Regions from separate parts of the Homo sapiens genome. Here region 1 is linked to region 2. Evidence: read pairs that join two places in POLR2A ChIA-PET (ENCODE). Cell type or tissue: B cell. All regions are shown on one strand. Links, peaks and the distances in the headings refer to the core of each region. The heading gives the core; the rest is flanking DNA. Region 1 overlaps LYST (lysosomal trafficking regulator). Region 2 overlaps LYST (lysosomal trafficking regulator).

Region 1 (10,788 bases), core at 1,668-9,667, 79 kb before region 2:
TGCCAGCAGTCCCCAGTTCTAGGATGCAGTGGGTCTTAAGATGAGGAAGCTGGACTGGATGACTTTTAAGGTCTTTTATTAAGCTAAAAACTTGTAGGATTCTGTAAGTCTCCTATAGCTTGCAGCAATCACATTTACTTAGAGTGAAAAAGACAAGTCCAAGTATAATAAGCAGCTACAGAAGTCAGAAAAAAGGACAGCCATCTAGTGAAAAGACTAAAAGTTCATTATCTGTTTTAAAATGACTCAAACTAAAAAAAAATAATAAACTTGAAGTTACGTAGGGCTCTAAGGCTCAAGGTGACAAAATGCTAGTATCTAAAGAGAGAGACTAAAGACTGCTAGAGAAATCATTGACCAAATGGGAAATAGCAAGAGGACTATTGTGTTAGCCCAGGCACAAGGTGATAATTAACTAAAACCAGAGATCTAGAGATGGAAGCAGAGGAGGAACAGATGTGAGAATGAGAAGTATCAATACAAAAGAAACAGCAGGGGTAGTAAAGGTATACTTTCTGATATCAAGAGAGGGCAAATTCCATCTAAGCAGTCACTGACTACATAAGGAGTCCTGCAAAGGAAAGGTGTCCAGCAATCATGTTTTGGCATGCAGGAAGCTGAGCACTAATGCTAGAACTGATAAAGAATCTGTTTCTACTCAGGACAAAAGAGATGTACAACTGGGAGGGCAGCTCAAGAAGAGACAGTGCATTCAGATATTAAATAAGGAAGAATGTAGAGGGCAGTAAGTTTAGTTACATAGATGTTTTAGAAGTTTTATTTATATAAGTTTGATTTAGCATAATTTAAACATACTACTGCAAAACAATGGGTACTTGGTAGCTTTTCTTTACAAGTGAGTTTTTCACATGGTTTAAAATTTTTGCATAGCATTGAACACAGAAGTAGCTTAACACGGGTGAAAGAAAGATTTGAACTTAAGTGAATTTAAGACAGTAAGAGTGATTAAATTTCAAACAATTTACCAAATACTCTGGAGATGGTGTGTGTGTGTGCATGTGTACATGCATATTTATCCACTATGTATATATATGTATGTGTGTATATCCTGTGTATGTGGTGTTCATGTTATCTTTCTGGGTAAAGATGATAGCAGATTTTGTAGAAAAAATAAGGAAGACTAACAATATTAATGTTTATTATTTGATGACATTCTTCCTTATTTAATATCTGAATGCACTGTTTCTTCTTTAGCTGCCCTCCCAGTTGTACATCTCTTTTGTCCTGAGTAGAAACAGATTCTTTATCAGTTCTAGCATTAATGCTCAGCTTCCTGCATGCCACAACATGATTGCTGGACACCTTTCTCAGAGACTTCCCTAACTCCTGATGTAGATTGCCCTGTTATAATCTCTATTCCTACCCTCTACATTTCCCTACTATTTTACAATCTCTGCAGGGGCAGAATCTGTGTCTGTTTTTTTCATCATTGTATCTCCAATATTTAGCACAATGCTCAGCACATGGTAGGCAGGTGCTCAAGAAATAACTGAATGAGAAAAGCACTAAAAGTAAGGAGCAGAATAGTTTCCTTCAGGAAAAAATCTTTCTTAAATTTTATGTAAAACAAGAAATATTTTAAAAGTGTGAATGGCATAAGAACATAGGAAAGTCAAGCTAGCCTCAATTTATGGTTATTAAAATATGATTTCAATACTCGCCAGCAATGCTTTTCCGCTTTTGAACTACTGCATGATGGGGAGCAGAAGGTGACTGGAGTGAATCTGTGAGGTTTTCAGAGTCATGATTTGCGGTGGTCCTTATAAATTCCATAGCAGCCTGGAGAACTCTAAGCTGTAGTGCAACAGCCATATCTAAAAACAGAAGATACTAGAATGTTTTCAAGCTATGTGGTTACTAATTTTTTAATTGAACTGATTTTATGTATCATGACAATAATGTTTTGATATAAATTTTTAAATTTTGATCAGCATGGGGATGATGGTAGTAGACATTTTTAAATTCTTGTTAAAAGCAATTTTAAAGCAAATTTACAAATGGTCACTAAAAAACCTTCAATGGAAAAATATTAGCTCATAAATTTATTTCATTTTAAAAATTGTTTCAAAGAACAGGCTTTTTTTCTATATAAGGCAAAAGTTTAACCGGCAATTATCATATTTTTTGTTTCATATTCACTTTAATAATTACCATTAAAGAAAACTAAAGGGTATTACTATGCAACATACACTTTTAAATTCTACTTGGTAAGAAAAATCAGTGACATCTTTCACTTATGTATTGCCAACTACTAACTACATGGGGGAATCACTTTTTCTATTTTTGCCACTTTTTCAAGCCTTTTTAGGCTTCTTTTTAAAAACTGATAGATACTATTACAAAATTAATGTTAAACTTTTAGTAAAAGAGTTTCTAAGAAGAAAGAGATTGTGCTCAAATAACAGGTTTGTCTGTTATACAACTCCCTCCCCAAATTCATAAAAATTAAATCTTACTTTGTGTCCTCTTGTTTTTGCTATTTTGAAGATATCCAAGCATTACAATAAGGTCTTCAATAACCCTAAAATATTGTGAGCCTGAGGAACTGCAAGCATGAATTGTAACTGCTATGAAAAGTTGCTGTATATCACAAGCAAGCAATTTATATTCACTCATGGGAATGCTAAAGATAACAACAAAAGAAGAAAACAGAACATTTATAAGAAAAAGAACAAATAATTTAAGACACAGCTAACTGATTTAAATGGTTTAAATTCCTGTTCGACCAGCTTGCACTCATTCATGCAGTCATTCAGTATTTATTCATGCTTATTCTATGGCAAGTAATATGTAGTATGTATGCTAGAAATAGAAATAAGATACACTTTGACACCTGTCAGAAATACATAGTTTTACAGAGAACTGGACAAGTAAACAGATTACTATAAATAGTAAATGGTTGTAAGTGTAACACTAGAGATTAATACACGATACTATAAGAACACATAGGCAGTTTCTAGTCCACACTAAGGATGAAGATTGTGTGGGTATGAACAGGAACATTCTGCGAAGACTTTTCAGAGAAGGTGAATTTGACTAAATTAATTAACCTCTCTGAATCTCACTTGTATAAATTAGGGTTATTTTTAGGACTAAAAGAGGTAATAGATTTGCATTTATATTATTTATAAATATCCAATAAATATGAATTAGTTACTTCTGGTCTTCAATCTTAATCTTGATAATCTACCTCAATGTACGATATTAGGCCTACAATGCTTCTCTCCATCTGGGTTTTCCAAATCAAGAAAGGGTTAGAAACTAACTTGGGCCAGTTAATAAAGTAGCATACAGGGACATTCAGTAAATACAATTTCTTGCTTTTTTTTTCTTTCTTTCTGTTATTATTATTTTTTTACTTTTATTTTAGGTTCAGAGGTACACAGAAAGGCTTCTTACATAGGTAAACTCATGTAGTAAAGTAAACTAATACTAAAGTTTTCCTGTTCTAAAGTATTTATCAGATGTAATTTTAAATAATAATTTTAAACTTACTTCTTTTCTAATCCATTCAGGGCTGCTACTGTATTACATAACACATAGAGTAGACCATTATCCAGCAACATATCTGCTACCTTAGAACAAGAATTTAAAATTTGGAGAAGAAGTAAAAGAGCATTATGCAAGAGTATGTTGTCATATAGAGAGGTCTCTATTAGTCCCAGAATAGGAATGACAGACCACTTCTGAAACAATCCCATGTTTCTCACATCTTCCAGATCAAATCTATAATAAATAATACAGTTAAGAGCACATTAGAAACAATCACAAAATAAGAAAATATGATAGCAACTATGGGTCATCTTGCTAACTTGATTTTGAAGTCATAAAAACAAGTTGGGGGAGTAAGGATTCTTAACCTGTTTTTAAAATGACAGAGTCCCTCCAATAATAGGGTAAAAGCTGTTGCTAGAAGTCCATCCCAAGATAAATACACAAACATTCAAGTGAAATATGCATACAATTTCTTGGTTTTAACTGATTTATTTTAATTCATCCATGAGCCCTTTATGTCCAAAGAAACTATGTTTGGGGGCTTCAAGTGCACAGGAAAATTATTATTATTATTTTACATAGTATTTGAGAGACAGTGAGCTAGTAAAAAGAGGTCTAGCAAAAGGGAATGATTCTCGAGTTCTTATCCCAATACAACTTGCCTCTGGGATGGAATGAAATTAGCTAAGTATTTTGTGCCTCATTTTCCTTATCTGTCAAAAATATGTGGTGATATATGTCCTCTTTTCTTCTCAAGGCTATTGTGAGAATCAAATAAAGTAATGCACAATTGTTTCGTGAAAGCCAAAAGTTGTATGTAAATGAAAAGTAGCATTGAAACTACCATAACAATTTAGTAAATTCTTTAAGGTCTGAATTTGTCTATCACAATAAGGAGACACACGTTTCTCTCTATTCTATCATAAACAGAAATTACAGCTTAATTTCTGCCAAACTTTTGGTTTGGGAGAAAAATATTCTTTTATTTTTACACTTATTTGCTAATCCATCAGCATTCTACCAGGGTCAAAACTCAGCAATCAGTGTATCCAGGAATTCTAGGTGAGGGATTTACTCCTCTCCCAGATGACCTGAAGGCTCTGAGGAGAGTAAGGCGTTCCTATATGGATCCTTTATGTAATCTGTCACTGAGAATACATGAGCTATCTTTTTTTCTTTTCTTTTCTTTTTTTTTTTTTTTTTTTTGAGATGGAGTTTCACTCTTGTTGCCCAGGCTGAAGTGCAATTGTGCAATCCTGGCTCACTGTAACCTCTGCCTTCTGGGTTCAAGCGGTTCTCCTGCCTCAGCCTCTCAAGCAGATGGGATTACATGAATGTGCCACCACGCCCAGCAAATTTTGTATTTTTAGTACAGACAGTTTCATCATGTTGGTCAGGCTTGAACTCCTGACCTCAGGTGATCCACCTGCCTCTGCCTCCCAAAGTGTTGGGAGTACAGGCTTGAGCCACCACGCCCAGCCTCACCTGTCTTTTCAGTTAATCTTCTCATGTTAATACTATCTGCCAAATCTTAGCTATCACTTTCATCTGATGCAGCTTTTATTTGTTTCTAGTTTCTAACTAGTGAATGAACTATAAAGGATGAAGTTATATTAGAAAGAACATCATATGGCAAATAATACATTGATTTACCTGGAAAATTACTTTTAGCAGATTTTTTCTAAAGGTGACCAAAAGATTTCGTTAAGAGTGAGTTCACTAAATTTTACATTTAAGACAAAAGACCTTGCCGGGTGTGGTGGCCCACACCTATAATCCCAACACTTTGGGAGGCCAAGGCAGGAGGATGGCTTGAGGTCAGGAGTTTGAGACCAGCCTGGGAAACACTGCAAGACCCATCTCCACTAAAAGTAAAAAAAATTAGCCAAGTGTGGTGGTGCGTGCCTGTAATCTTAGCTACTCAAGAGGCTGAGGCAGGAGGATCCCTTGAATCTAGGAGTTCAAGGCTGCAATGAGCTGAGGCATGACTGTGTCTCTCTGCACTCCAGCCTGGGTGACAGAGTGAGACATTGTCTCAAAAAAAAAAAAAAAAAAAAAAAAAAAAGCCAGGCATAGTGGCTCACACCTGTAATCCCTGCACTTTGGGAGGCCAAGGCAGGCAGATCACGAGGTCAGGAGTTTGAGACCAGCCTGGCCAACATGGTGAAACCCCATCTCTACTAAAGATACAAAAAACTAGCCGGGCATGGTGGTACGTGCCTGTAATCCCAGCTACTCAGGAGGTTGAGGCAGGAGAATCGCTTGAACCTGGGAGGCGGAAGTTGCAGTGAGCCGAGATTGCACCATTGCACTCCAGCCTGGGCAACAGGGCGAGACTCCGTCTCAAAAGAAAAGAAAAGAAAAGAAAAGAAAAGAAAAGAAAAGAAAAAAGACAAAAGATTCCCAATTATAGTGGAGGGAAGAACACACTTACTCTTCATCAAGGCCAATATGTCGACCAAAGAACATTTCGATGAAGCATTCTAACAATTCTTGAGTTCCTCGATGAAGATACAACTGGTTGGCTAGCAAGGAAAATCCACGATTCTTCAGAAATTTATCTTTTTGTTCCTTAGATGCTCTAGCAAAATATGCATCTAATAGCTAAACAAAAAATTTAAGTCAATTTAGATAATGCATTAAAATTAAATATAATATATACAAATCAGTGTAACACAACTGTATTTGTAAATTAAGTTCATATGTACAGAAGAACACAGAAAGCTTAAAAAAATGCCACCACCACAGCAAAGCAGAAATGAATTTGTCTTTGGCTACTGTGGAATGCTAATGATGACTCCATCTTGGAGATCTTAATGTTTCTCTCATGGGGAAACTGGCATTTTTAGCTGAGCATGGACACCTGGTAGACTGGCAGCCTTAGTTGAGTATAAATAGAATATTTGTACCTAATGCTGAGAGGGAAAAAATCCGTAAACTATGCTCTCTCTGCAAATCTATATCTATATCTATATCTATATCTATATCTATATCTATATCTATATCTATATCTATATCTGTATCTATATCTATCCTAGACCTCTACTTCTAGGCTTCTTGACAGATTATTTATCCTGAGCACAGGCCTGAATTTCCACCCTTCTCTAGCATCTTAAATGCAACACGTGTAATACCAAATTAATCCTTCCACCTCTTTCTCCCCTTCAATGACTCTCACAGTAGTGATAGACTCCTTTCCCCCAGACACACATCTATTTATTCCCCTACTAAAAAAGCTTTCTAAGTTTACAGCATAACACAAAATATACTTTTTCCATGAATCCTTCCGTTTCCCCTATGCTCAATTCTCTATTAATACTGCCACTGCAGTACTCATCACAGAATTTCTTACGTTTTACTTAGTTAAGTATGAGACTCTCCCTTCTAGACTGTGAAATTCTTGAATGTAGGGGCTTATATTATTTCCCTTTATATACTATATTGCAACTAGCTCAGGGACTTACACATGAAATGCGAGCTCAATACTAGGTTGTATTGCAAGTGATTAAACAATACCTACATCCAAGCAAACTAAAGAAAAATGAGAATCTTTACAAGATTATTTTAATATTGGGTTGTTTTCTAATGGAAACTATTCATATCAAGCATTTACTCATTCAATAATATACTTAGTACCTATTACACAAGATGCCCACCCTCATGGAGCTTATATTTGTGAGAAATTTAAAAAACAAGTACACAGATTAATAAGATAATTACAAGACATAAATAGGATGCTATGATAGAATAAATAATAAGTAAGATTAGAGGGAAGTTATTTTGATAAGATCATCAGGGAAGGTCTTTTTGAAAAGGTGTCATCTAAGCTGAGAGCTGAAGTAAATGTCTAAAATTTGATAGTACACTGAAGAAGAGATTTCCAATGAACCACGTATTCCTTGTAATTTTTACAAAAGAGATTTACTAAGTGTTCAGATATGGGGATTTATTGGTAGATTTAAAAGACATATTGATATGAACCAACATATGGAGGGGGACTTAAAGCTGGATGATGCAAAAATATGACCATGTAACCAAAAACCCCTGTATCCCTAAAGCTATCAAAATAAAAAAAGTTTAAAAATATATGAGTATTAAGTAACAAACTATATTAGTTCATTATTCTAAAATATAAAAGAGAGATTTAGGTCTACTTTAATGTATATACTCAAAATTTTAAATTACATATATATTTATTTTTCTGAATTAAAATAACATATCTAGTATTTGCCCTTACTTTAATAACACCTTGTTGTATAGCTGGTGATGGGTGGTTAACGAGGACCAAAAGTGTATCTGCTTGAATAAGCTTGTCCATCACATCTTCAAGCAAAACATCAGGCAGGATAAGAAGAACCCCACTTAGGAGTTCATATAATCCACAGCATATAGGTACCAAACAGTCTTCAGTTACACTAAAACAGAGACCAAAAAAGTCTTACTAACATGACAAGAAAAGTACTTGATGATTACCTTAGGAACTGTGACAAGTAGTAGCATTTTTTAACAGGTGAAACAAATGTTCATAATGCTTAAGAAATGTTTCCTAATTTAACTGTGATTAACAAATTTACCATCACTTTTTATCATTGATTTTTTTGGGCATATAGTCTACTAACACTATTCAATTGTACATCTCTGATGTCTAATACAGTAGTCACTGTCACTTATGCTATTTATTTAAACTAAAAATTCAGTTCCTCAGTTGCATCAGCCACATTTCAAGTGCTCAGTAGGCATATGTGGCTAGTGCTGACTGTATTAGACAGCATGAATAAAACATGTCCATCATTGCAGAAAGTTTCACTGGACATTGCTACTTGAGATGCTATTGGAAATGTTTTTTTTTTTTTTTTCACCAAGGAAGAAACAGCTTTATTAGGAGTCTAGGCATGTCAGAAAAACCCAGTTCACTCACAGAGAAGAGAGGCAAATATTGGTACAGGGGAAGAATCTAGCATTACAGAATATCCTCTCAAGAACCAAGTGTGAAAATAAAACCTCCATCTAAATATCCTAACAAATGCTGCTGGGTTTAGCCCAGGTGAAACTTCTGGAAGCTCCTGGTGAAAGGAGATTTTTTTCATAAAAGGAATGCTCTCTAGCACTGCTGCATTTCAGCTCCATATAAAGTTATGGGTCTGCGATAGCAGAAGTAGAGGAAAATATAAGGGGGATATCTCATCACCAAAGCAAGGTCATCTGTGTCCAGGTGACAGAGGAACCTTAAGTTTCTGGAGAGAGAACAAACTGGGGTAGCAGAAGGAAAATGGCTGAAGAAATACAACGCCTAGGCAATGTCTGTCATAACATGGAGGACTCTGTGCAGTCTGGTGACAGCCTGTCCTGGGAAACACTGGTATTGCTTTCTGAGGCCATTTTAGCTTTCTTCTGACTTCATCCAGAGAAGAACTGCCAATGTTCAGCACTAAGACCTGCATTATAATTACCTGAGTGGAATGGAGCAGCCACCCTATGACACCTGTTCCTCTTCCCTTCTGGAGCCGTCACTTGTCTCTGATCAAGTAAGATGTTACTCAGGACAGGCCCAGTCTAGAAATCACTCCCACCTTCACATGAGCACCAAGTGGACAGAATCATTCTCATGAGTCAAAGCTCTAGATAAATCCTATCGTTTCTCTGTCCTGAAGAATTTTCCTTAATAACTATAAGGAATTAAACCACAATATATATTTTTTAAGTGCTACTTATGGTTTAGATTTTGGTTAAATATGGAATTCAATATTATCTAGTCTTAAAATAAGGAAAAATATATCTTTCTGTTTGTTATTATTATGTATATAAAGAAATAAACTTTTCTGTTTGTTGTATTATAAGTGGCATAATGAAGACGTTTCCAGAGGGGTAGAGAGTCTTTAAAGAATAGTAAAATAAAGGTGGGAGGAGTGTACAAAAACACATAAGTACCTGTGAGCACTTGCAGTTCGGTTGTAATTTGGCTCATAACCAAGAGAATAGGCAAAGTTTTCCCAATCATCAGTGTTTCTATCAACAAGACTTGGCCAACGGCCAACAGCTGCAGATCCGTTCTGTGAAGGAAAAGCTAGCCCAAGGCTTGCAATAGTGCTGTGGCTTCGCTGGAAGGAGGCCAATCCCTTTAGGTAATCAGGTCGGCGTGGGCAGGACTCATCCCCAGGACTGTCATCTTCTGACCTGGGTTCTGCTCCCAACTGTTTATGATCTGCTTTGACCACTGGAAATCCCAGCACTCCCTTTGGGACATCACTGACAGAGACCTGGGCTGAGAGGACAGCTTCCATTTCACAAACAGTTTTTGCAGACTCACAGCTACTGATGAATGCGTCCTCTTTGCCTTTTTTCAGTGTGTCGGAACTCCCCAAAGAATTTTGTTTCTTTGATTGGGTGGCAACATAAGTATCTGCAATATTTTGTAACCTGTCGATACTACAACCCAAACTTCCAGTCAGTTTTTGTGATTGCGTTAGTAGTGAAGAAGTAGGGAATGCTGGTAGGCTTCTAGAACGCAGCATATGGGCGGCCATCTGTTGTGGAATAATATTAGAGGAATTCTCTCCTGGTAAGAGTAGATACAAAAATACTACTTAAAAATCTATTAAGTGGAACCACCTCTCTTTTGCATTATAAATCACAACCACAGCAAAAGCCCATTTATCTAGCACTGTTAAAATCCATATAGGTTAATTTTACAAGTAACTAATGCTTAAAATTCCTTTACTTTTTCTTAAGAGACAGGGTCTTGCTCTCTTACCTACTGAAGTGCAGTGACACAATCACAGCTTACTGCAGCCTCTAACTCCTGGACTCAAGACAGCCTCCCACCTCAGACTCCAAGCAGCTGGGACTATAGGCATGCACCCCACACCTGGCTTAATGCTTAAAATTCTTAAATGCCAAAACTATTTTTATTTTAACCACTTTTTATTAATATCTTCCCAAAACATATGTTTTTTCCTGTCTTCTTAACAAAATACAGTATTGACTGAATGATTCAAAGTCATTAGGATTAATGGTTCTACTGTGCTGAATTTAAGTGAATTAAGTGAAACTCAATTTACCTCAGGCTAGCAGTTACCAGGATGTAGTGGAAAGAGTGTGGGCTTTGCAACTAGATATAATTGGATTCAAATGATAGTGAAGTGGTCCAAGGTAAATCACTTAATTGTACTACAGTTTCTACAAATGTAAAATGAGGGTTCAGAATATCTACTTTGCAGGGTGGCTTTAAAGATTGAGATTATATTTGTGATGCACCTAGCATAGAGCTCAACA
Region 2 (10,788 bases), core at 1,041-9,040:
GAGATTGCACCACTGCACTCCAGCCTGGGCGACAGAGCGAGACTCTGTGTCTCAAAAAAAACCATAAACCTACAAATGTCCTGAAAATTCCATGACAAGTAAATGCTTCCTAATTTGTATTTGCTATGTTCCTTAGCTTACAGTGAAAACAGAAGTACTGTTTTAGTCTCCATATTTCCTCAATATATGTATCTATTAGCAAAATGCTTTCACAGCAAAGAAATTTTATTTAATGATGGCCAATTTTACATCTAAAGCTGGTAACATTCAAAGTGTTAAAAAAAATCCATCATATTGGTGTTACAAACACTTCATTATTTTTTCAACTAACTATATTAATTAGTTCCCTGAAAGCAGATTGTAGAGTTTTACGATCACAAAATAATTATTCATTTTCTACTAAAATGAAATAAAGATATAAATCACATTTGGCCTTAAAATTAATTTATGTGAGTACTTAATGTTTCTGGATCTGTTTTCTCATCTGTAAAAGAAGGTTAGATGAAAACATCTAGTCTCAACTAGTTTTAAAACTCTGTTAATTTTATAATAAGAAAACAGCAAAACCATATGGTCATACCATACTTTAAGCCAAAAACGTTTGATAAATTAGATGTATACAAGCTAAAGGACTCAGTAATTATTAGTTCACATAAGAGGTCTCTGCTTTCACTCCAGAATTAGCAGCCTCCAAAAATTTTTCAAAAACATACTTGATATTTATTGAAAATGAAAATTCATCATGTTTCTGACATAAGATACAGGGATATAAGATTATGTCTTATATTTCTACTAAGAACCATAGTTATCTCACTGATATTACGATAAAAAGCATAGTATATATGAAACCATTTAGTTCTTAGGCAATTCATAATTCTAAGATATTTCAGACGTTTTGAAAGTATTCAAATAAACAATATGGTTATAAATAGGTCCACTTTTTTTTTAGTGGAATAATGTGAAAGACTGGACTTTATCTCAAGGAGGCTTCAGAAACTATGTAATCCAAAACCATGTAGCTACAGTTAACTATCATATATTGATGAAAGTAAGTATTTGATATAAAAATGTTACCTGATCAATTATAGAATTTAGCTTGGTAAGTAATAGAAATCCTCGACCATGGACAAGGTACTGTCCAAGGGTTGCCATGTGCGTCTCCTCCTCTTCTTCCTCCCTGGCCTCCACCCTCTGGACCACTGCATTGCAAAGCCGGTTGACATCGGTCAGAAATTCACGTGCCAGTGAGTTACTGTCGGTGCTCATGACCGAGCTATAAAATAAGTATTACAAAAAAAAAAGATTAGGAAAACAAATACAAATTTACTTTTAAAACTATGTGTTTTTGTTGTTTGTTTCTAACTGAAGATTGGCTTAAAATTACTGGAAATTGGTACTTAACCCTATAATATTTTCAGGCATAGTTCTGACCTAGTCAGGTGCTTCTTAAATAATTCCTTCCATGGCGAAATGAGTCCCAGGCTTGAAATACCTGAGCATAGCTGAGAATAGGTAAGTAACAGCACCTGGATGGAAAACATTTTCTCTTTTTAAGAGAGAAGACTTTCTTTCTTAAATACAATAAAAATAAACCCATTACTTATAAAATGTTCTTGCTTTATATATTTTATAATAAATTGGTATTTTAAAAATATAACCCATTTTTCACTTGATAGAGCCCACAATCACTGACCCATCCTCCCCAAACACCAAAGTTCAGTTAATAAAAAGGATTTCCAATCAGGTGAATAAAAACTGAAAAATTCTAATAGCTAAAGTTACGCCACTTCACTTCTTATGACATATTTAAATCAAATAAAGGGTAATGTGACATTTTAAGATTAAGGGAAATAAGCTACAGCAAACAGAATAGGGGAACATAAATACAGAGGAAAATGTACAAATTTCCAGAAGGGAAAAACCATGAACAACGAAATCCCCAAGGAGTTTCAAAATAGTTTCATCTCTGGGCTAAAAGTAATTTTGAGGTATCCAGTAACCTTTAAAAGATATTTAACATAGAGATGTTAAGTTAAATAAGACATGTATTGCCTCACCTCCCTTCACCCGCTTCAGGGGGAAGCCCTCCCCACAGTCCCTGCTGAGAGGGCAGTGCACATATGACTATGCCTCTTGCCAAGAGGCACAGTCAAGCTCTGGGCCCCAGTTCAGCTACAATCCATGCTCATCACAAGATGTGACTCGTATAGTGTGGGTTGCAAAGAGGAACTGGACTAATCAGGTTTTCTTTCTCTCTCGGGAATTTAAACTAAAGGGATATAGTTGATGTCCTGAAAGGTCACGCAGAGATGGGGCTGTGGTAGTCATTATGAGGTAGCTGAGGGTCAGAAGAAGCCAACCAGGTAAAAATGAACCAACGGGATACAAAGAGAAGTAGATAAAAATGAAAGGGAAGTACCAGAGAAATTCCTAATACTACCTTAGTTCCTGTTCATCCTGGGACCTCACAGTTTAATTCTTTGATTCCCATCAAAATTCTAGGTATTACAGTAACTCTCTTTTAGTATAACAAACATCAATATTTTTAATATTTTTGAATATTAGAAAGGAGAAAAATATAAAGTGCATCTCTCATTCTAAAATACGGCAATAACCTCTATTATATATTAATATTGGTTCTTTATATGCTTTCAGAAAGTAAAAGTATTAAATAAATCCAATAACCTAATTTATATTCAGTTCATATTTATCCAACTTTAATATATTTCATTGAATCTGTTCATAATTTTAGGATACATAATTACTTAGTACACCACTAAAAAAGAATTAAACTATGACACAATGCTTCTTATCACATAAAATTTCCCCACAATATCACCTTCTGGGCCATCAAGACCATTCATGCCACAGCACTTAAGAGTACTGCAGTATCGTTTCTGGGATTTTCCTTCAAAGCTACTAACGTCATTCTATAAATTTATATGCTGGTGCTTTCTTGATCTTACCAGATGGTATCAGCAGAAAGTTTCAGAAAACAACCAGGAAAACATTTAAAAACTCAACAGGTATAGTACCAGCAATGCACAGAAGTCTGCTGAAGCACTGACAATGTGAAAGTCTATGATCAAGTGCACTCATGTGCAGGCCAGGTCAACTACTTCACAAGTGCTTATAAGACACTATCCATTGCAAGATACACTGCAACTTTAGAAACATTAAAAATGTGAAAAACTGAAAAATTATGGGAATAATTAAGTCTATCTTCTAGAAATTAAGAAAATGGAAATCAATATAAATTTTTAGATATAAAAGTTAATGCCATATCAGTAAAAGGCATTATAATCTCAACAGAAATGTATGTTTTTTCCTGATTTAAAAATGTACCTAAAATATATACATGTTTATATGAATAGGTTAGTGTATATACATGATTACTTGCTTTTATTTAATTTAGATATATTGAAAAACATTTCACATGAGCTCTCACTCTTTAATAGCTGTATGGCATACTGCTACATGTAAATATTACATATATAGCATTATATTATAGTTTACTATGTAGCCAATCTCTTATTTTTGAATAGATTGTTTCTAGCTTTTTATTATCATAAACAAAGCTACAATTAACACCCTTATACTACTTGCCCCTTTATCTTATTACTTCCTTGAAGTAGAAATTGCCGTTATTTCATAAGGTAGGTTTTACATATTTCTTGTTAGGTTTACTCCAAGGCGCTTTATATTTTTGCCATTATTATGAATGGGATTTTGTTTTCCGTAACATATTCTAGGATTTAAAACTGGTATATAGTAGGCACATAGGAAGTGGATTTCTTTTGATATAATAATCATATATCTAAACTTCTGAGCTTTTTTATTATTTTGTTTTGAATTTCCCAGATATAATACTCTATAATCTACAAATAACAAAAATTCTGAATTATCTTATCCAATATTCATACAATTTCCATTATTCTATCTAATTGTATCAGTTTGCACTAACAGAACAACATCAGTTGTGGTGATGGGGACACTTTTGCTTTGTATATTAGGAAGTATTCACCTCTTCCTAACAGAAATATTGAATTTAATTGAATGACTTTCAGTCATTTTTAATGTCAACTGAAGAGATGATTGCACGGTATTTTCTTTAAATTTTTTCTAATATTTAAAGTACCCAGAAACAAAGAATATATAACATGAGGTTATAGCCAACAACCAGATATAAATAGTATACTGTATATATCCTTTTGTAACTTTGCTTTTTCCTCTTAATGTTATGTTCATTCCATTAAACCATCATGCAATATACCATTGTATGAATAAACCACAAACTATACATCCATCTCTACTAAGAAAAGTTTAGCTGTTTTAACTTTGGGGTTTAACGAATGTCAGATAATTATGTAGTTTCAAGCCTTCAAAATCATGTTGATGGTTAATATTTATTACATTATATACTTACCAGTCTTTCACCACTGCTGTGACATTTACAGTCTATATCATTTGGACTCATAAACTAGATGAAACAAATATTCTTAGAACAAAGCTTCACCTACAAAAAAAAAGACATATTAATCACAATAGTAAACCACAAATAATTTTAACAAAGTTGTGACATAATCAGTGGCCAGTCTTCATACATGATGTATGAAACCACCAATGAAATTTTTAGATCTTAGGAGCACACTAAAAAAATGCCTACTTCAAGAATTCCTCTTGAGAGGGAATCTTGGAACATAGTGATCTGAAAAAGCAACTCAATAATAGCTCTCTACTTTTCCTCTTCCAGTTCTTAACTTAAAACCTCCAGGTAAATCACAAGTTAACTGCAAAGGAGAATTAGACCAGTCTTCTTAACACTAGAATCTAGGAGGCAGCGGAATATCTAAATACTATCACGACAAAAAGGTTTTCAACTCAGAGTTCCTAGGTACAGCCATTACTTTCCTGTTAGGATGAAAGGTATTTGAGGATACATAAGAACTTAGACAATACCAAAGCCAAACATTAATTTATTAATCACCATCAAATTTCATATCTTTATTGAAGTTTTTAAATGAATTAATCTTTTGAGTAGAATATAATGAAGGTTATTTCTAGAAGACTAAAGGATAAATTTCTATTTCTGGGATAGCAACAGGATATTTCTCTTTAGTTACCTGCTCTCCCCTTCTCTACAGTGCTTACCAGGAAGAAGCATGAAGAATGTTTCCTTATCATAGTTATGCGGCAAACATGAAGATATTTTGAATTATAAGTTTTAAAATCAGATTGATTTTTAAAATTATTTTTATTTAAAAAAAAATGAGATGGGGTCTTGCTGTGTTGCCCAGGCTAGTCTTGGACTCCTGAGCTCAAGTGATCTGCCCACCTCGGCCTCCCAAAGTACTGGGATTACAGGCGTGAGCCACTGTACCTGGCCCAGGAGTGATCTTTAATTACTTCAAAATGCTCAAATCTGGAAAACTGTCTTAAGTTTCTTTCAGCTTGCCAACCAGTTCTTGTACCACACATTATTCTAGGCACTTGAAGATAAACCAGGCAGAAAACAGCTGTGTTAGACAATGCAGGGCTTTGTGTGAATTAGGAAAAAACATCCCTTCCTGATGGGTGCAGCTCCACACAGCAGGGCACACAGCTATCAAAGCACAGGGTATATTTCAGTCTCACCCCCTCATTCCTCTGGCAGAGCACCAGAAAGCAGTATATCAACGGCTCAACCAAGTGGAACAGCCCTGGAATAGAGTCCTAACACACCTTCCATACCTGTTCCTGCTGCCTCCTGAGCTAATCAATATCATGCAAATTTTTTTTTTTTGAGAGGAGTTTCACCCTTTCGCCCAGGCTTGAGTGCAGTGGCGCGATCTCGGGTCACTGCAACAACCTCTGCCGCCTGGGTTCAAGTGATTTTCCTGCCTCAGCCTCCCGAGTAGCCGGGATTACAGGCGCCCACCATTATGCCTGGCTAATTTTTGTATTTTTAATGGGGGGGGGTTTCGCCACATTGGCCAGGCTGGTCTCAAACTCCTGACTTCAGGTGATCCACCCGCCTCGGCCTCCCAAAGTGCTAGGATTACAAATGTGAGCCACCGTGCCCAGCCCATAGAGATATTTTTAACTTTAAAATTATGGAAGGGGAAAAAATAAAATAAAATTATGGAAGGGAAATTATGGATCAAACTGTAAGCCTAAAGATGGTATTATATTAGCTGCTCTGACTACTACCACCCTCCAGCTTGGACTACCACAAGGTAGAGCCATCTATCTTGCAATGCTAAGATGATTCCAGCTAACTCAGCGTGGCCGTAAGAAGTGAAAGCTGGCAGCTGGTCAGCTAGATCCGTCTGTTTCTCTTATCGAGGGACATTTTCTAGGCCAAGCTGAGGGATTTCTCTAATGCTCTTAAACTGGCATGGCTTCTTTATCTCTGTAGTTTACAAAGCCTCACTTGAATATCTATGCAGTTTCATTTTATCCAAGATCATAATTCTAACCACCAGCACAGTCACATGTGTCCTCCTTGAGTCTGCCAGCACTCTTTATACACACCTGTATTCTAATTTTTATCATCCTGTATCATTCTAGGTGTCCAGAACATCTGGAAGTATAGATACATTTTTAATAATGATGCCCTTAGCCCATTATATATTTGCCTCTGTTTCCAAACTACATAGACACACCCTGTAGTTACTTATCTATGACTGTTTCACCCTCTAGGTCACAAGTTACTTAAGGCCAGGGACCCTGTCTTATTACTTTTTACCTTTCATAGCTATAATGCCCAATTTTAAATCTAACTTTATCACTATAATTTCAATTTCTAATACAACAATTGTTATAATGTCATAACAAAGAAAACTTGCCCCAACGATATTCGTAGAATTTTTATATCCTTAGCATTTACCGTAAATGAAAAACATAGTAACAAATGCCTATAATCATATAAATGACCTCCTCAGAAAAATAATGTTTCACTTTTTCCTCATATAGTGACTGGTAAAATGTAAAATATGAACAAGCAAAAACAAAACATACATACACAAACACTGATTTAATGTATTAGCTACCTCTCATTTTATGTCATCAGAAGTTTCATCAATATGCCATTTAATTCAACAAATGTTATTGAACATTTACTGTATGTGAGCTACTAATTTATGCACTGAGTTTAGAGCAGAATCAAAATCCTTACCATCATGTATTATAGTGAGGTGGAGACAGATGAAAAGCAAACATACACTATAATGTCAGGTCATGTTAATTCGATGAAAAAGTAAAACAAAGTAAGGGTATAGAGTGACAGGAATGCTGTTTCAGATAGGATGGACAAGGAAGGTCTGAAGCAGTAATATTTGAGCAAAAACTTGAATGGAATAAGTAAATGGACCATGTGGGTATCTGGGAAACGTGCGTTCCAAGCCACTGAGATAAATGTATGCTGGATGTACGGGATATTGAGTGCAAGAGGACAAGAGGTAAAAAATAATTGCAAAGAAAAAGTGAGAAAAGTCAACCCATTCTTCCTTCTCAGGAACTAAAGTAAGCATGGAAAGAGGAAATAGAAGTGTTCCCCTGAAACCATTTCTCCCCAAGAATGCAAGTCCCTCCCAATGCCCACCCAAAAAAGACTATAAGGTTTTTTAGCCTGTGTGAAGAATAGTACTGTTTACTGATAGGTAAGACTGACATAAGAACAGTTGTGAGGGAAAATAACGTTCAGTTTTAGCTATGTTAGGTGTGATAGGTTTCTTAGAAATTAAGTAATCAAGTAGGCAGCTGAAGATCAAAACAGGCAGGGAAGCTGGAACTAGTGAATCAATTTGGGAATCATCAGGATATCATCAATAAATTTTTAAAGCCATGGAACTAGACAGATGAAATAACCCAGAACAGTGCTGTTCACCGGAGCTTTCTGAGACGATGAGCCTGTTCTATAATTTCTGCCACACAATATAGCAGACAAAAGCCACATGTGGCTAGGGGCTACTATAATGAACAGCGAGGACCTAGAGAATGAGTGTAAGGGAGCAGAGAAGAGGTTTTACAACTGAGCCCTGGGCTTAGCATGGCTGAGTCAATGGAGAGGGTAAGTATCCAACACAGGAGACTGAGAAGGAACAGCAAGTGAGGCAGGAGAAAAATCAGGTGAGTGGTATCTCCCAGAAACCAGGTGAAGAAAGCTTGAAACAGAAAAGAGTAACCAATGCTATCAAAAATTCTGAGAGAAAGCTGGCGGGTGCAGTGGCTCAAGCCTGTAATCAGAGCACTTTGGGAAGGTGAGGTAGGCTAATCACTTGAGGCCAGGAGTTCAAGACCAGCCTGGGCAACATGGCGAAATCCCATCTCTACTAAAAATACAAAAATTAGCCGGCATGGTGGTGCACACCTGTAATCCTAGCTACTTGGGAGGATGAGGTATGAGAACTGCTTGAACCTGAAAGGGGGAGGTTGCAGTGAGCTGAGATTGAGCCACCGCATACCAGCCTGGGTAAGAGTGAGACCCTGTTTCAAAAAAAAAAAAAAAAGAATTCTGAGAAGTTAAGTTAAGTAAGATGAAGACTGGGAATTGACTGCTGGATTTAGCAACATGGAAGTTACTGACAATCTTTTCAAAGAATGGTCTTGGTGGGGTGGAAAAGAGTGGTGAGGAAATGAAGGCAAGCAATTTAAACAGCTCTTTTGAGAAGTTCTGCCACAAAGCATGCAAGGGAACGGGTGATGGCTTGAGGAGGACATGAGATAAGTGAGGTTAAAAAAAAACCTGATTAATATTATAGCTTGTTTCTAAGCTGAAACATAGTATGTTTCTCTAACAGAGAAAGGAAAATAGATGAAAAACTAGAATGAGAAGAGAGAATTCTAGGAACAATGAGTAGGCAAAACGAAGAAGACCAACATACAAGTGGAAGGAACAGTGGCAGTTCATCTAATTGAATAAGAAGAATGTCAGAGAATACGAGTATAGATGTAGGAAGATTAGTATATTTGGCAATAGGAGGACCAAGAATTTTTTTCAGGTGCTTCTATTTTCTTGGTGCAATAAACAGCAAGACTGCCAGCTGAGAGTGAGAAGTGGGAAGGAGGTGTTAAACTGATGAGTGTAACAGGGTCAAAAAACAGCAGCCCATAAGAGACTTCCTGCCAGGCTGCCAATGAGTAACTAAATCAAGATTGAGTTCCATTGTTCAATAACTATACCCATACTATAATCCAACTCTCCTTCATGTTCCCAAGTATAGAATGGTGGACTGTCAAATACTCCATGGGAATCTAGATATATTACAGCTGCAGCATTCTCCTAATCTGTAAATGTAGACTCTATAGGTAGAAACTGGGTTATCTGGAATGAATTCTTAGAAAGCCTACATAGCCTTTATTGCTCATCTTTTCTTTAAGTATAATATTTGAAAATCTTTAAAAATGATCTCTAGAGTCTTTTGTGGAAGTAACATCAAGTTTACAAAAATCTATGGAAGCTACATTTTTTTAAATTTTAGAACATTATTCCTCCACAGGCTTCTACAAGTTTTCACATTTCACTATAATTACTCAAAGATTATTAGTTGAGCAATGACATTAACAAATGTTCTCAGAATCTGACCGTGAGATGTGAATTCATTTTAGAGCATCCAGAGTTCTGATACAATCTCCTCCCCAATCTTGGGCTTCAATTTTCTCCTCTTATTTTTCTCACTTGTACCCTTCTTAGTCTGTGTGTAGATCATTCTCCATGTCAGAGAAGAGAAGAAAGCTAAGAAATTTCATTTGTTCTCTGTATCTGATTATTGGGTCCATTTGTTGGTAAGAATCTATTATTTATTTGTCATACTCATTCTCTCTCTCTCCCCCTACTGCCCTATCCCCCACCCCTGCGCCCTTTCTTTCTTTTTGTAGAGACAGGGTCTCACCATGTTGTCCAGGCTGGTCTCGAACTTCTGGGCTCAAGTGAACCTCCCGCCTTGACTTCCCAAAGTGTTGGGATTACAGGCGTGAGCCACTGCACCTGGCCTCATTTTCGTTCTCTACATATAAAATGTAAAAGGTCAGCCCAACTTTTTCAAAATCTTAGCTCATTATTCTACCAGGACTGTGTTCCTATTCTATAGGTTTTATATGTGTGGGTGTATGTGTGCATATATATATATACAGTTTTTTTTTTGAGACAGAATCTCGCTCTGTCGCCCAGGATGGAGTGCAGTGGCATGATCTCAGCTCACTGCAACCTCCACCTCCCAGGTTCAAGTTGGCCAGGCTGATCTCAAACTCCTGACCTCAGGTAATCCGCCCACCTCCACCCTTCCAAAGTGCTGGGATTACAGGCGTGATCCACTGCACACGACCATTTGGTTTCATATCCTTCTTTCTTTCTTGTGCACATTATTTAAAAATCAGTTCATGCTGGGCATGGTGGCTCATGCATGTAATCTCAGCACTTTGGGAGGCCAAGGTGGGTGGATCACCTGAGATTGGGAGTTCGAGACCAGCCTGGCCAACACGGAGAACCCCCCCCACCACGCCCCATCTCTACTAAAAATACAAAAATTAGCCATGTGCGGTGGCACCGCCTATAGTCCCAGTAACTCAGGAGGCTAAGGCAGGAGAATTGCTTGAACCTGGGAGAGAAGGTTGCAGTGAACTGAGATCGCGCCACTACACACCAGCCTGGGCGACAGAGCGAGACTCTGTCTCAAAAAATAAAATAAAATGAAATAAAATAAAATAAAATAAAATAATAAATAAATAAATAAAATAAATCATCAGTTCATGTGGCCATGTTCCCTCTCCCTTTCCTTCACATATTATTTCCAATTGTTCAGTAGAGAT

The links. Peaks named below come from ENCODE experiments on the same cell type or tissue, not always from the same donor. Only the 100,000 strongest peaks of a DNase experiment are listed, where the experiment ranks them.
Region 1: POLR2A ChIA-PET joins it to region 2 with 8 read pairs; 4 of 35 experiments call an interaction of 5 or more read pairs at or near these places.

What each region holds. Positions count from the first base shown.
Region 1 is chr1:235,749,528-235,760,315 of GRCh38, forward strand. It overlaps LYST (lysosomal trafficking regulator), which reads right to left. Exons shown (of 53, transcript NM_000081.4): 23 at 9,445-10,072; 24 at 7,754-7,931; 25 at 5,951-6,120; 26 at 3,517-3,747; 27 at 2,478-2,644; 28 at 1,683-1,835. Among named protein-coding and RNA genes, the nearest start is that of MIR1537, 98 kb to the right of the region's middle. RefSeq lists a silencer at 448-648. In B cell, for the core only: no CTCF peak of the experiment used is centred there; no DNase peak of the experiment used is centred there; H3K27ac peaks cover 301 bases.
Region 2 is chr1:235,829,152-235,839,939 of GRCh38, forward strand. LYST (lysosomal trafficking regulator) reads right to left here. Exons shown (of 53, transcript NM_000081.4): 2 at 4,427-4,516; 3 at 1,075-1,273. The coding sequence starts at 1,266. Among named protein-coding and RNA genes, the nearest start is that of MIR1537, 19 kb to the right of the region's middle. In B cell, for the core only: no CTCF peak of the experiment used is centred there; no DNase peak of the experiment used is centred there; H3K27ac peaks cover 950 bases.